2 separate regions of the Mus musculus genome follow, and region 2 is linked to region 1. Evidence: chromatin loops called from intact Hi-C (ENCODE). Cell type or tissue: heart. All regions are shown on one strand. Each heading gives the region's core, and the rest is flanking DNA. Links, peaks and the distances in the headings are about the cores only.

Evidence for each region. Peaks named below come from ENCODE experiments on the same cell type or tissue, not always from the same donor. Only the 100,000 strongest peaks of a DNase experiment are listed, where the experiment ranks them.
Region 2: it touches region 1 in a loop (2.6-fold over the local background); 2 of 42 quality-filtered maps call a loop at or near these places.

The regions. Positions count from the first base shown.
Region 1 is chr14:20,927,522-20,930,325 of GRCm38, reverse strand. Vcl (vinculin) reads right to left here and starts at 928. Exons shown (of 21, transcript NM_009502.5): 1 at 638-928. The coding sequence starts at 805. In heart, for the core only: no CTCF peak of the experiment used is centred there; DNase peaks (open chromatin) are centred at 175 and 1,055; H3K4me3 peaks cover 1,973 bases; H3K27ac peaks cover 1,975 bases.
Region 2 is chr14:21,118,966-21,121,769 of GRCm38, reverse strand. All of the region lies in intron 3 of Adk (adenosine kinase), which reads right to left. Among named protein-coding and RNA genes, the nearest start is that of Adk, 68 kb to the right of the region's middle. In heart, for the core only: a CTCF peak has its summit at 1,103 (motif pointing left); no DNase peak of the experiment used is centred there.

The sequences.
Region 1 (2,804 bases), core at 1-2,500:
GAGTCCCCGGAGGTGTGAGCAAAATGCCCCGAAGGAAAGGAGGCGGCGACAGAGAGAGGAAGAAGCCAAGCAGTTGGGTAGAAGCGACAGACACCAGGATCCCAGGGGAGGGTTGGGCAGGTGGGTCTCAGGGGACAGAAGTATTAGAAAGGCGAGCAGCCCGGTGCAAATAAGAATCCTTGGAAGTTAGGGCAGGGAGACCATAAGAGAAACCACCCACAGGTTGGAGAGGAGAGGCCTAAAAAGGAGCTAAGAGCAAGGTACTCAACGCAAGTGACGCGAGCCTGCCCAGGGGAGGGACCGTGAGACAACCTAACGACCATTTCTTGGGCGCCTACTACGGGCACACACACCCTAGGCACTTCACAACTAAAAGCTCGCTGACTCTTCACAGCACAGCCCCAAGGCAGGATTTCTCACACAAGTGTCCCATTTTATAGATGAGGAAACTGAGGTCCCCGACAGGCTCAGTGGCTTGCTCAAGGTCACAGCCCAGAGAAATCGGCATTCGAAACCACGGCACCTGCCCTGGAGTCCACCCGACGCTCCAAGCGCCTGCGAATGCAAGCAGCGAGGCGGACCGGGACCCTGGGGACTTCTCCCGCCCGCGCTCCCGTCCCAGGCCCGGCGCGCTCACCCGGACGAGGTTGCTGACGGCCGCCTGCACGGCGGCTACGGGCGCGGTGAGGTCAGGAATGGCTTTGCCGTCCACCTCGCCCTCCTCGTGCATAATCACCAGGTGCGAGATCTGCTGCGCCACCGGCTCCAGGATGCTCTCGATCGTACGCGTGTGAAACACCGGCATCGCGGCGGCTAGCGGGGCGGCGTACCGCGGGCAACAGAAAACTGGGATCCGTAGGGCCGGGAGCCGGCGGCGAGTGACTGACTCGGAGCGGCGACTAGAGTCCGGGCTTCCCTCGGCGTAACTAGCCCCACAGGCGCCCCGCCCTCTCACGTCGCCGCGCCCAATGGTAACGCAACTCAGAGCCGGACTGTGGCTCCTATTGGTCTTACTTCGATAAGCTCCGCCCCCAAGGCAGAGCCGCTAAGGTCCCGCCCCGCCCCCATTCCCAAGGGAGGGGCCTGGGATTGGGGCTGCGCCGCAGGGATTGCGACCGGATTCCCGAACCCTCTCGCGGGGCGCTCCTTATAAGGGCATAGTGGGAGCGGAGCGAGCGACTGCACTGGACTGGCCCCGCCCCCAGGAGCCGCCTCCCGCCTCAGAGTGGCGGAGCTCCGCCCCTCCGCAGGATCACCTCAGTAGGGCGGGATATCCTCACCTCAGGCAGCGCCAGAGAGAGGGGACCTCGGCTTCCCCCGGTCTCCCCGCAGGGTGCTCCCCTTTACCGTCACCGGACGCAGTCAGAACACTGTTCCGTCACCTCCCAGTAATTCACGAGGAAGTAAAAAGATCCAGACAACAAAAACACACCGAGAAACATGAGTACCCATTGATTTGTACTATCTGCCCTCGGATAGTCACAGTTAAGTTTGGTGTGGCACTTTCTAGACCTCCGTGTACACGTTCACTTGCAAATACGTGTTTTCTAAATAAATAGGAACGTTTCCGTAGAACTAGAGACTTAATGAAATTTACCTGCTAATCTTTCGCTTTTGGTGAGTAGAAGTCTGTCTGCCACCTTCTGTTTTAGCGACTGGTATCCCATTTTTGCAAATCTACTTAGGTCTGGTTCCGTTGCTAAAATGTTTGCCTAGAATGTAAGAAGCCCTAGGTTTGATTCCCAGCACTACGCAAAATCAGCCTTGATAGAGTGGGCCCGTATACCAGCAGCACTAGGGAAGTGGATCAGGGGTTCAAGGTCATACTCCACTACAAAGAAAGTTTGAGGCCATCCTGGAGGGGTAGTCCTTTTGTGGTTGTGATGAGCATCTATTTGTAGTTACAACAGCACTCCAGAGGCAGGGTTAGGAGGATCATTTGAGGAAGGAGTTCCAAGCCAGTCTGAGCAACATGACAAGACCCCCATCTCAAAAAAAAAAAAAAAGTGAAATGAAAATTCAAAAGTGGATACTTTTTAACAAGTCTGTAAGTAGGGCCAAATTGCCCAATCCCCTCACCACATTTAAGACATCTGCATGTTTTCCTAACCTCAAGTTCTCTTGCCCAAGCTTCCTCATTCTGAGAGGAAACACATTCATTAATGCCTTCAAATGAAAGATCCTCAAGTCAAAGAAAAATGTTTCTCAGGATGTCACATTTTGCAGAAGGCCAAGCCACATGTTGTCTTACCCAGCTCTAAAGTTCTGTGTGTCTAGCAGTACATACCCCCGTTTCTGCTCTGTGGTTACCAAGTCTTGAACTTTCTCTTGAGGTGGGGATGAGCTCAGTTGGTAAAGAGCACTCGCCTACCATGCACAAAGCTTTAGTACTTGCCTACCATACACAAAGCTTTAGGTCAGCCTCTAGCATCACAAAACAAGGACATGGTGTTCATACACACCTATAATTTTGTCTGTCACCCAGGAGTTGGAGGCAAGAGGATTAGAAGAAGTTCAAGGTCCTCCTCGGCTACCTAGCAAGTTTGATGACAGCCTGGGCTGCTTGAGACACTGACTCAAAAACAAAACAAACAAAACCACCTTAATAAATAACCATGAATGCAGAGGCTCTGCCTCCAACTGAAACAAAGCTGTACAGGAGGGAGCTCATTTCTGTCTGCCTTTGATAAGAGCTTCCTGGGCCATTCAACGTCAGACTTCTTTCTCTGGAGTCTCTCAGTTCATCATTGTGTTTTGCTTATTACTTAATGACCTATCTCCTGGACAGAGGGATTTTGGGGTTA
Region 2 (2,804 bases), core at 40-2,539, 190 kb before region 1:
CTCCCAAGCACAAGGCTGACAGACATGTCCCACCATATACAGGTTAATCTTTTTCTTTTCCTTTTCTTTTCTTTTCTTTTCTTTTTTTTTTTTTTTTTTTTGGTTTTTCGAGACAGGGTTTCTCTGTGTAGCCCTGGCTGTCCTGGAACTCAGAAATCCGCCTGCCTCTGCCTCCCAAGTGCTAGGATTAAAGGCGTGCGCCACCACCTCTCAGCCACAGTTTAAATCTTACCACCACCTCTCGGCCACAGTTTAAATCTTAAAACCATCTCCTGTGACAGGGTGATCTAAGTTCAAGGAGAAGTGAATTTCATCAACTAGGTATTGTGACTACAACGGTCATTCAACTGGTTAAGTCGACATAATTATTGCACCACATAGTTATTTTGTTCCAAACATATAAGAACATGTGCAAAAGTTGTCTTTCAACTTTATAAAACTAAAGAACTTACTGGCAACCAAGTGTAATTTTCTAATCAGACATAATGGCCCACACTTGGAATAAAGAAAGGAGGGCTATTTTTCTAGTCTCCACAGACACCAGACTCAAATGTGGTGCAAATATATATGCAGGCAAAACACACATACACGTTTTAAAAAAAAATCAGAATTTCTTTTAGGAAAAGAGAAAAGGGGGGAGTTGTTTCTCAGGACTATGGGTAGAGCTCAGAGTCTGGCAACCTGTGGTTTAACCTTCAGCTCCTCAAAACAAAAGCGTCTCTGGGCAGCACGCACATGAGGTAAGCACTGGAGAACAGGAGACAAGAAGAGAAGAGAGTCTAAGGCCAACCTGGGCTACACACTGAGACCTTGTATGTCTCTGTGTGTGTGCGCACACACACACACACAAACACACACACACACAGCTTAAGCTTTGTTTGTACAGCCGAAACAAAGTATCAAACAAGTAGATTCTCTAACAGGCTAATTACAGCACTACTGCTTAACATGAAAAATGAACTCAAGTTTATGATATTTGAATACTTCCTTCTTAAAAAATTCATCCATGTCCCCAAAATAGTATGTCCAAATGATTCTAGATCTTCTATGCTTATTATATACTTATTAATCACAATGTCATAAAGAGGTGAAACAGCGCCATCTGGTGGCTATCACCTTCGTCTTAACATAATTTTCCACATTGACCTTATAAATATTTCTTAAAACTGCAACAGGAGGAAATAATAAAATATTACTACAAAAGAATAATGAAATGTAATCAAGTTAGCAAGCAAAAGTACTCTTGGAAATTGAATCAAGATCGTGGCACTGTTTTAGCTGCTGAGAAGCTAAATAGCACTATTAGACTGCCATTAGGACTAAAAATCACCTCGGAACTTAGCCTGTGGTCTTCAATAGTTTTCAAGTACCAACTTTACTATAAAAATTAAATTTATACAATCTAATAAAGAGAAAGAAATATGAGCAATCCTTTTCACAAAAGGCAGCAGCACTGATTACTTGTTTAAGTTTCATATGCATATTTATATATTATATACATTATATTTCTGAATATATTTATAAACCACTATATGTATTACATATTATATTTACATATAAAGTATGACTAAATAAGTGACTGAATGTTTTAAGGCTGATCCCAAGCGTCACTAACAGGGAAAGCTTTCTGAATACTCAGAGTGTGCTGGTTATTGTCCAGAACACAAATCAGGTCATGAACTAAAATAGACATGAACCGCCTACAGAAAGGAATATGAAGGAATTGGAAACAAAAGAAAAAGCAGATACTTAAGTTGGTAAATTTTATATCTACCTTTTACAGGTAATCAAAGCAGGATCAAAGCCCAAAACAAAGTGTACCATACTCCCTGACCTAACTTTATTTTCTTGTATAACTGTGTGAATGCAGTATGTGGGTGCTCACAGTGTGTACTTCCTCCTGTCTCCACCCGACTTGCACCAGTGCTGGGGTTAGCCACGCATGCGTCCTGGCTTTGACATAGGTGTTAGGGATAACCCGAGGGCCCCACGCTTGCACCATGCCCACTGAGCCATCTCTCCGAGCACTAGCTAGACGTATTTCCAACAACTATTGGTTTAATCATATATCATAGTGGTCTTATTTTCTACTGAGAACCTTCCAGTCAGTGCAATTTTCTTTTTAATTTTTCCCTTCTCCTAATGGGAAAGAAATAAACACCTCAGTTTGTATACGTTTTTTGAAATTGTGATCACTGACTTTGCCTTAACACAAAAGATTAAAATAAACTTGATCTCTCCTCCTTGTATTAAAATGTGAATAAATTCAAGAGAATATTTTTTGCAAAAAAAGAAAAGAAAAGAAAGAAAATGTCATTAGTAAGTTAAAACTTTAAAGCAAAAGAAACGATAATTAACAAGCACATTAGAGCAAATTTAAAACCAAAGCTAACAGGGCAAGAAAAAAGGTATCTGTCCCACGTCCCTGAGAGGAGACACAAGTACAAAGCAACAAGCCTGACTGATTGGAAGATTGGGGGGGGGGGGTAGGGGGAGGACACAGGGAACTCTTACTTCTACTTTTAAAAAATGTAAGTAAAATCCTAGCTCATTAACATTTCTTCCTGAAGTAGCTGAACCCCTGGCACGCTGGTAGCCAAGTCTTAGCCTCTGCTGGTATAGTACTGGAAAATTCTACCTAAGAAAACAAAAACCCATGGATGCTGCCTCCTGGGGCCATAGCAAGGAAGACTCACTAGAATTAAAGCACTCTCCACAGGCTTTCCAGTGGTACCCTCTGCCCATACACAAGAGACGCTATCAGTCCGTTTCTCTTACCACAGGATCTGAATGACTCTCCAGAA